2 separate regions of the Mus musculus genome follow, and region 2 is linked to region 1. Evidence: chromatin contacts called from ENCODE Hi-C or POLR2A ChIA-PET data. All regions are on one chromosome and are shown on one strand. Each heading gives the region's core, a stretch centred on a gene start or an enhancer-like site at or near the end of the contact. The rest is flanking DNA. Distances are from core to core; before and after follow the strand shown. Region 1 holds the start of Ubac2 (ubiquitin associated domain containing 2). Region 2 has its middle 54 kb from the start of Ubac2.

Region 1 (4,261 bases), core at 992-3,491:
TGTCCCAGGTTTGGTCCTAGCATCTACATGGTTGCTCACAACCACCAGTAACTCGTTTCAGAGGATCTGGTGTCCTCTGCTGGTCTCCTTTGACACTAGGCACACACATGGTGCACCTACATACATACAAGCAGACCCTCATACATGTTAAATAAAAATGAGCCTTTTAAAAAAACATTAGGAATACTGTTCTAAGCCACTGTCTTCCAAACTAGCCTTTATCTACTACAGATAGGAACTGTGAAGAAATCTCTGAGAATGATTAAACGCTGAAAATGTTAAAATTCTTCAATATTAACCCTGCGTGCAACTTAATCCCTTCGCTTAACACTTCTGACATAGGTAAAATATATATCTAAGTTGTCCCATATTTTGGTATCACTACTTTTTTATTATAAAAACAAAATTATGTACACTTGTTACAGAGTAAATATTTTAAAACAACAGAATGGGAAATGCTTTATTTCAGGTGCAGAACAAGACGATCAAGCCTCTTTTCACAAAATAATCTTTAATTCAAGGAGCTAATGGGTTCTCAGTAAGATTTTTGGTGACTTGGGTTGTCAGTGACTTGCACACTGGCTGTTGCTACTTCTTGGTGTTTATAAATCCAGGTGACCAGAACTGCTGCACTGATGTTCACGATACTGGAAGAGGAAAAAAAAAAGTGTTTCCTGTGGAATAATTTTCAAGAGTTTCAAGTTTTGACCACTTCATTTTTGGTATATTTCCACTCAAGTGTTTTCATTTCCTATGAGCCCTGAATTTGTGACGATTGAGTTTTCATGTTGATATCAGTCAGTATGTGCAACTGCTACAAAACTTCTGACTACTGTTCATCTCACAGCTTTCTATCTTTTCAGATTTCAGATCTTCCAAACATACTAATGTTCAACGGAATGAGGAATTTACTTCATTTCTTCCTCTCTAACCCTGATTAGATAATAACCTTTTATAGTTTATATTAGTTTACCATAAGTGGTTACTATCTATAATATATAGGACTTAAGTAGACAGGATTAAATTTCAAAACAGTAATTTAAGAGACATAATGTGACTTTGAAGCTTTCCTTAAATCTACACTATCCCCCTCGTTTCTATGTATTTAACCACTATAGGGCCATTTCTTAGATGAATCAGGCAAAAATGTCCAAATTCAACCATTCAGTTTTGACACCGGGTACTTTCCTAGGCAAACCATTTTAAGGAAGAATGCTTTTAATGCCTGGCTCAATACCCTGTGGGGATTCCCTGCGCACTTCTCTCTTTTTAGTTTGTTGTGATGTTTTGGATGAAGTATATGAAGAAAAGCTCACCCAGAGTAGGTCTGGAATTAGAAAAGCAAGCACTTAGATTAAATGGCATTTTTCCCTCCATAAAATGTCAAAGTTTAAATGGTGGCTTCTAGATTACTTGCAACTGGGGATCTGCCTTAACACGCACTTGGTCGTCCTGCAGTTCCAGTTGGTTTATCAGGCGCTGGTTAATTGGAAAACCTTACTACTCATGGATGAAAAAGAACGGGAAAGGAAAAATACACGTTTTAGCATTACTACAAAAATCGGCCGGGTCTTCTGAACACCCTTCAGTGCTCCCAGGGACCCCATAGTTTGAGAACCAGTCTTAAGTGGGCTACAGATTTTGTGGGAATCAGCTTCTGCGAAGATCATAAGGAAATAATTTTCCTGCGAAATAACTCAACTGGATGAACATACAGTCCCCCCCCCCCCCCCCAAGCCCTGGCTGTCCTGGAACTCACTCTCTAAGACCTGGCTGGCCTCGAACTCAACCTCCCAAGTGCTGGGATTAAAGGCGTGCGCCACCACTGCCCGGAACAGAAAGCTAAGTGTATTTTTAAAACTTTTTCTTCTACTAGCCGTCTTGTCCACCCTCACCCCAGCAACCCCAGGTGCTTGGTGGGTCACCGGAAGCAGACTGTTCACTGAGCGCCAAGGCCCACACGGAAGTACTGAGCATGCGTGGGACTCGCGGCCGTCTCGCCCAGTGAAAGGTCAGAGGTCTCGAGAAAGGCCTGGTGTTCTGTGGCGGAAGAACCGGCTCGCTCACGGCGCTTCACGCCGTAAGGTTCTGTACTGGGAATTCTGGCATGCGCCAAACCCGCCCCGAACTACCGGAAGCAGCTACCATCCGGCTCGCCCGCACCTACGCACTTCCTCTCTGGGAAGGAAGGGGCGGGCTCTGGCCGAGTGTGCACGCCCCACGGGCTGCGCATGCGCCTTCTTCCTGGCGGCTCCGGAGCGCCTCGCCGGGCCGACTTCGCTCGCTGGTTGACAGTGCGCCTGCGCGGTCGCTGGGGGCTCTCCACCTCTGCCTCCCCTCCCCCTGACGCCCCGCGGGGGCTCCGGGCCCGGCGGGACCATGTTCACCAGCACCGGCTCCAGTGGGCTTTGTGAGTACCGGTTCCCTCATCCTTGGGCCGCCCTTCGCTCCATTCCGAGCTCTTCCCGGACCCGGCTCGGGGCAGCGGGGGACTCGGGGTTGCAGGAGGCTGGGGGCCCCTTGCCTCCCGCGCCCGAGCCTTGTCAGTTCTTGCTCTTAGGGGGCAGCGGGCGCCGCACCCACCATAGCCCCGAGGGCCGAGGGGGTGCCACGTCCATTCCGCTCCCGGCGTCTCCCACAAGGTGCGCAGCAGCTCCTGCCCTGCTGCAGGTGGGCTGGGCAGTTAGGGTCCAGCCGGGTGCCCCGCTCATCTCGTGGCCCGGGCCCACGCACGCACTTGGCGACTCGAGTGCGGGGCTGGAAGATGTTCCCGTGGGGGCGACGCTGGAACCCTGCTCGGTTCCCTCTCCCCCTTCATTCATACAGGCTTCTTTGGGACCCACCTGATTCCTGGAACGTGTGAATTTCATCCTCCGCTCCAGAATCTGCCCCCTCAATATTAACTTCCACGTACATCTTACCCGTTGTCCTTGAAGAGTTTTTGCGAGCTGAAAAAGTGAGCGCTTTTCAGTGAAGTTAGGAAGTCACTTGGCAAGAGAATGCAAGCTTTGCTTCTGGATGCCGCTGCACTCTCCAGGAGTGTCTGCGGTGGTCAGCAGGTAGAGGGCGGAGAAGTTTATTCAACCTCCAGGCACCCCCCCCCCCCACGACATTATGTTGAGTTGACTTTAGAGAGTGGACTCTTAACTAAACAGTGTTGAGATTAGGCATTGATACACTAACAGCAAACTGTTTGAACAAGCCGCAGTTCGCAGTTTCTTTCTCTGTCGGTATTTCCCATCTCTGCGTGTGAAGTTAATGTTGCTAGAGCACAGAAGTGCCTGGCATCTCCAGATGGTACATTCTGTTGTGAACGTCATGAGCCTTTCAAAGAACACTCCTGTTACATAGTCTGAGAGCTGACTGTCAGAGCCAGCGACATAATTTAAAGTCGTCCTCACCTCTCACCGTAATCTCAGGCTTTGAAGTAGGTTTAATGTTGTTTATGATCTCCATATTTAGTACCTAATTTAAGTTATGGAAACGTTGACGTATTGGCCCCAGAATCCATCAGAACTACTAGTGAGTTGGTCTTCAAACTACTGTTTGGATGAATAAGGTAGTGTGGCTTTCCTAGGGTTACACTATGTGGGTGGATCTGTCAACAGCAGATTTCTTCGATTTTAGTTGTTCTCAGCATCTTGAGGCACCCTTTTGTACCAAACATGTAAAAGTTAAAAAGTGACAGTCTGGGGACATGGCTCAGTGGTTATGAAGCTTGTCCTGCAGGCATGAATATCTGAGTTCTAATTCTCAATACCCATGTAAAAGCTAAGGCATGCAGTGTGTGTCTATAACTCACCAGTGAGAGGTGGAGGCAGGAGATTCCCCAGGGCTTTGCTGGCCAGCCAGTTTACTGTGTCAAAAAAAGTGGAGTGATTCAGAAAGACATCCCAATATCAGCATGCACACAGGTATACACGTGCACACACACGTGCGCACACATATGCACACGGGAGAAATCTGATCGAGGGCAGCACAGTATGGATTAGGTTGTAGTCGCATTTGTAGCACAGCTTTAAGAAAGGTAATCATTTGTTATAGCTGGCATGGGTGCGTGTTGAACAGGTGTGTTCTCAGGGCCAACTGTAGCCTAGGGAAAGCTGAGGTTATAGGTCCCTCTTGAGCTCCCTCGAGCCGGTGTTCAGAGCGGAGGAGTTACTGGGATGGCTTAGGTCATGCTTTAGGTGTGCATTTGACAAGCATCCAGGACCTGTGAACTGTTTGGTTTTGGAAACACGGTGTTAGGCAAGTCTTAGGT
Region 2 (4,261 bases), core at 1,086-3,585, 54 kb before region 1:
CAGAAGACATGTAGTTCTTCCGCCTGTCCCGTCTGGCTGAGATTGCTTCCTGCCTATGTCTCTCTGAGTGGGAGGTTGTGGGGGATGGAAGGGTGGGGGATGGGGGAAGGGAGAGGGCAGGGGGTAAAAAGAAGGGGTAAAATGGGGGTGGGGTGGAGGTGAGAGTTGAGAGGATGGGGAGGTAGATAGAGGAGGGAAACTGCAGAGTACCAGGAGCAACAGAAGGCTTGCTTCCCTTTTTAAAAGAATGTAAGAGTATCGTTTGCCAAAGTCTGGCCCTCACATGCCCCAGGGCCCACATACCACTCGTATGTCTCACATTCATCCGTGAAGACAGTATGGGAAGTTGGAGGGCGTGGACAATAACGGCTTTTGGTTTCTTATCCTTTGGGTTTGGATGAGATGGCAGCTTTGCCCTTTAATGTGCTTTGTCACCAAACATTCTCGGAGCATTTCAGTCTAAAAATTCAGTATGTTATACGTTTCAGACAACATAAAATGAGTTACATCGTTAGCTCAGGCTGGCCCACTAAAGATAACCATGAGGGTAATCCTCGGCCTACACCTCCCAAGTGCTGGGATTACAGGTGCCACACCCAGGGCCTTGTGCATGCTAGGTAAGCATGTTAACAAACAAGCCATGCCCCAGCCCCAGATACATGTTGAACCTTCATGTATCATTTCAACCGCTTCACAGAGTAACAAAGTACTTATGTTTCAAAGCAAGGTGGCCTAAGCAAATGTTGAGAAGGCCCTCCCAGCAGTGGAACTGAACGGGAACTCCCAGCAGCAGGGTGCAGGAAAGTACCATGCTGGACCCAGTACAGTGCATACATAGTGAATCTGAAAGGGAAGTGTGAGGTCAGAGATGAGGTCAGAGGTGACATCTTTGACAGGAAAGCTCTCCAGGCACCACCTGTGCTCGCCACAGCCTTGCCTTCCTGGAAAGGCTGGGATGAGCTTATCTGAAACCAGAGAGGGGACATTAGTCACAATGTTTTTATCACAACCTTCCTAACATCCCAGGACATCTCAAAGAGAACTGAAGGGACTCCAGCCAGCCCAAGCATCAAACATGGCTCTGGCAGGCCTAGCCCTTCTCTTCCATTCCCCCTGCCTTGTTAAAAACCATTAGATTCCATTCCTAAAGCTAGCACCCAAGGGCTATTCCCTTATTGGGCCATTTCCTCCTCCTGAGGCTGACCACCAAGGTCCAGCCATCAAAGTATTGAAGTCTAGTAATCAGAAGACCCGTTCGGTTTACGAATTAACTTACCCAATTAAAATTAAACACCTCATCCTAACATGGGCTTTCCCCTTTTACCTTTATAAACTGCCATTTTCCCATAGGCCATGTCTGTCTCCTCTCTATCCAGAGGCAGTCCTTTGACCCTCCCTCCCCCAGGACAGATATTCCTTCCCCCACTCCCTTGTTCCCTGCCCCTTCTCTCCTGTCCTCTATCTCCTGTTGTCTTTGTCTCTGATTCCCTGCCCTCTTTCCCTCTGGGGCAAATAAATTCCTTTTTATTTGAAAACTTGGTCTTGAGCTCCTGATCCAAATGATGGACCAGGCACTGTGTTATAGACAAGAACGTTCTGCGGACAGAAACTGTAAAAGAATTATAAAAAGGCAGCAGTAAGACCAAGGAAAGGTTTGAGGGATATGGAGAACACCCTAAAGTCCAGAGAACACTCTAAAGCCAGGACCAGTCGTTCCTCCCCCCACACTCCCCCTCCCAAACCCATTTATATAAAAGTCATCTCCACCTGTTGCTGAGATGCAGGCCCTCTGAATTTCGATATTCTCTCCAGGAAGGAGGAGGCAGTCTCAGAAAGTAAGCAGAGTCATGAGCAGGGGAGAAAGAGAAGGGGGAAATCATGAGGGCCCCTTCCCATCAGTAAAACATGAAAGGAAACAGTTGCAGGAAGCTGAAACTGTCTAGCCAAAGTGCAGAGAGAGAAGTTTGGACTAGGGTGCTCTGCCTGCAAGAAACAATCATGGCTCTAGGGATGCAGTTTTCCAGTGTTTTCACCAGAGTTAGGCTTTCTGCTGATGCAGCTGCTTTGGAGTCACCCCTGCTCCCTGTAACCAACTCCCCTGCCCTGGCGTGAGTTGACCCAGTGTGTGTGTGTGTGTGTGTGTGTGTGTGTGTGTGCTCGCACGTGTGCTGCACCACCCCAAGAAAAGTCTGTCCCACAACACCTGCCCAAGCACCCAGCAGCAAACACCCTAACATTCTGTTCTCCACAGCTCAGCCTTGACTGTTCTCAAGACCAGATCACCCATTGCCAGATGGATCTTAGCTGCCCCTCCCTTCAGGCTGTTGGGCGAAGGCCAGTCTTGGCATCCCTTGCACTGGCCTGAGTCACACTGCTCATGACAGAGAACACACTTCTAGGGGAGCCTGGGATGCTTCCTGTCCCGAGTCTGTTTTGCCCTCTGACCCTCCCACCAGGCTCCCTCTGCTCATTTTCAGTGAGTCTTTCCTCTCAGAGGAGCAGGTGGAAGTCCCCGCCCCCAGCTTAAAGTTTAACCCTGCACAAGGGTTTTCTCTCTGGGGAACAGCTAAATAGTTCAGGCAGCCAGCTTCAGAAGGTGGGAGTTTCCTGTCCACTCCCAGCAGTCACATGTGTCAATTGGTGAGTCGTCAAAGCCTGGCACCACAGACCTGGTCACTGCGCATGTGCACCTCAGCGTACCTCGGGTTTGCGCCCAGGCCTTTAGACTTGTCACCCCTATTAGAACAAGATTTTACCATTCTCATGTACTCCTTGCCCACTCCAATAGTTTATGAAACAAATGGATGGATGGGTGTCTTTGCGGGCTCCCTCCAGCTAGAGGTAGCCATGGAGGCTTCGTGCTTAATGTCTTTCTACACAAGTGCCTTCTGTGCCCCGCTCCTAAACCCCGTGGCAGACGAATACTCACCCATTCCATTCCCTGGCCTTGGTTTTGCTAACGCTCAGAGTTCTCTAGTGGGAGTGAGTTGATTTTTTTTTTTTTTTTAATTTTTGTGCTTTGAGGCAGGGTGCCATAATTCTCCGGCTAGCCTCAAACCCTTACGTAGCTCAGAATGACTTTGAACTTCCGGTTCTCCTGCATCTACCTCGGATTACATTAGGATTACGCTCACAGTTTATGAAGGGCTGGAGTTGGACCCAGGGGCTCAAGCACGCTAGGCATATCCTTAGCCCCTCCCTATTGGCGCTGAGTGCCCTTTACCCATAGCAGCTGGCCTGCCACTACCTTTAGTTCCTTGACGGGTCCTTCTGTTCACTTGCAGACTTCCTGAGACTCTCAAATAAACAGCTTGCTCTTTGACTCTCTGTCCATTTCTGTGAGACTCCACGTTTAGCACACGTCAGCCACAGCAGGCATTTGGCTAATGCCCTGCAGATTATCTGATGTGGGATTTCTGCATTGCTGGGTGTGACTCTTGACTGTGAAGGCTTCTCTTGGGAACAGTCATCTTCCTGTGAAGGGGGAAAGGATTTCCAGCCACAAGTCCTGAAAAGGGATCTAAGAGATGAAATGTGAAAGGAAGGAGAAAAAAAAAGGAATTCTCTCCCTTCTGTGCCAATGTGCTTTCAGATGTGGAGTGGACTCTCAGCTCACAGGTTGGTTATGAAATCATTCACCCTGGGAAGCCAGCATGCTGCCTTTTATGGATGCTGCCGCTCAGACTGTTGTACCGGGAGTGTTTTTCCATCATGTTCTCTATAGAGTTCACAGAAAAGCCAAAAATAATATAAGATATTCAGACCGACCCTAGACAGGAGTGTAGTTTCATAAACCCTTATGATCAAAACCATCAGTGAAATAAAACCGATAGCCCCATGACCAGCATTCTCGCCCCACTCCCACCCCCTTACAGCAAGTTGGCACTGAAGTAGTGTTTTTGTGTTACCCATGAGGAAATGAGTCAGAGAAAGGACCTGCTGAAGACTCCAAAGCTGCTGAGAGAGCTAGAAGACAATGTTCTCCACCACCCTCCTCACAGGCTGAGCCTGACAGGATTTCTAACACAGCTTCAAGTCTTCCTGATGTACCATGTGGTGAATGAGAAGGGTAATAGGGAAATTAATAGAGCTATATATGGTTTGGGTCAAATGAAAATACGAAAATCAGGGGCTGGAGAGATGGCTCAGCAGTTAAGAGCACTGACTGTTCTTCCGAAGGTCCTGAGTTCAAATCCCAGCAACCACATGGTGGCTTACACCCATCTGTACCGAGATCTGCCGCCCTCTTCTGGAGTGTCTG

What was found. A loop is a pair of places that touch in the nucleus more often than their neighbours do. ChIA-PET counts read pairs that join two places held with the same protein, here RNA polymerase II (POLR2A).
Region 2: POLR2A ChIA-PET joins it to region 1 with 18 read pairs in Patski. The contact joins the enhancer-like site here to the promoter of Ubac2 in region 1. A Hi-C loop is called at or near these places in 1 of 37 maps with a recorded cell type or tissue (T-helper 17 cell). POLR2A ChIA-PET finds 5 or more read pairs at or near these places in 1 of 5 experiments (Patski).

The regions. Positions count from the first base shown.
Region 1 is chr14:121,876,365-121,880,625 of GRCm38, forward strand. It overlaps Ubac2 (ubiquitin associated domain containing 2), which reads left to right and starts at 2,242. Exons shown (of 9, transcript NM_026861.2): 1 at 2,242-2,410. The coding sequence starts at 2,380. 1810041H14Rik (RIKEN cDNA 1810041H14 gene) reads right to left here and starts at 3,044. Exons shown (of 2, transcript NR_130999.1): 1 at 2,844-3,044; 2 at 495-647.
Region 2 is chr14:121,822,387-121,826,647 of GRCm38, forward strand. No RefSeq gene overlaps it. Among named protein-coding and RNA genes, the nearest start is that of Ubac2, 54 kb to the right of the region's middle. Within about 2 kb of position 2,336, at least 1 of the 3 ENCODE cell types and tissues checked has a DNase peak (open chromatin) inside an H3K27ac peak, as active enhancers do.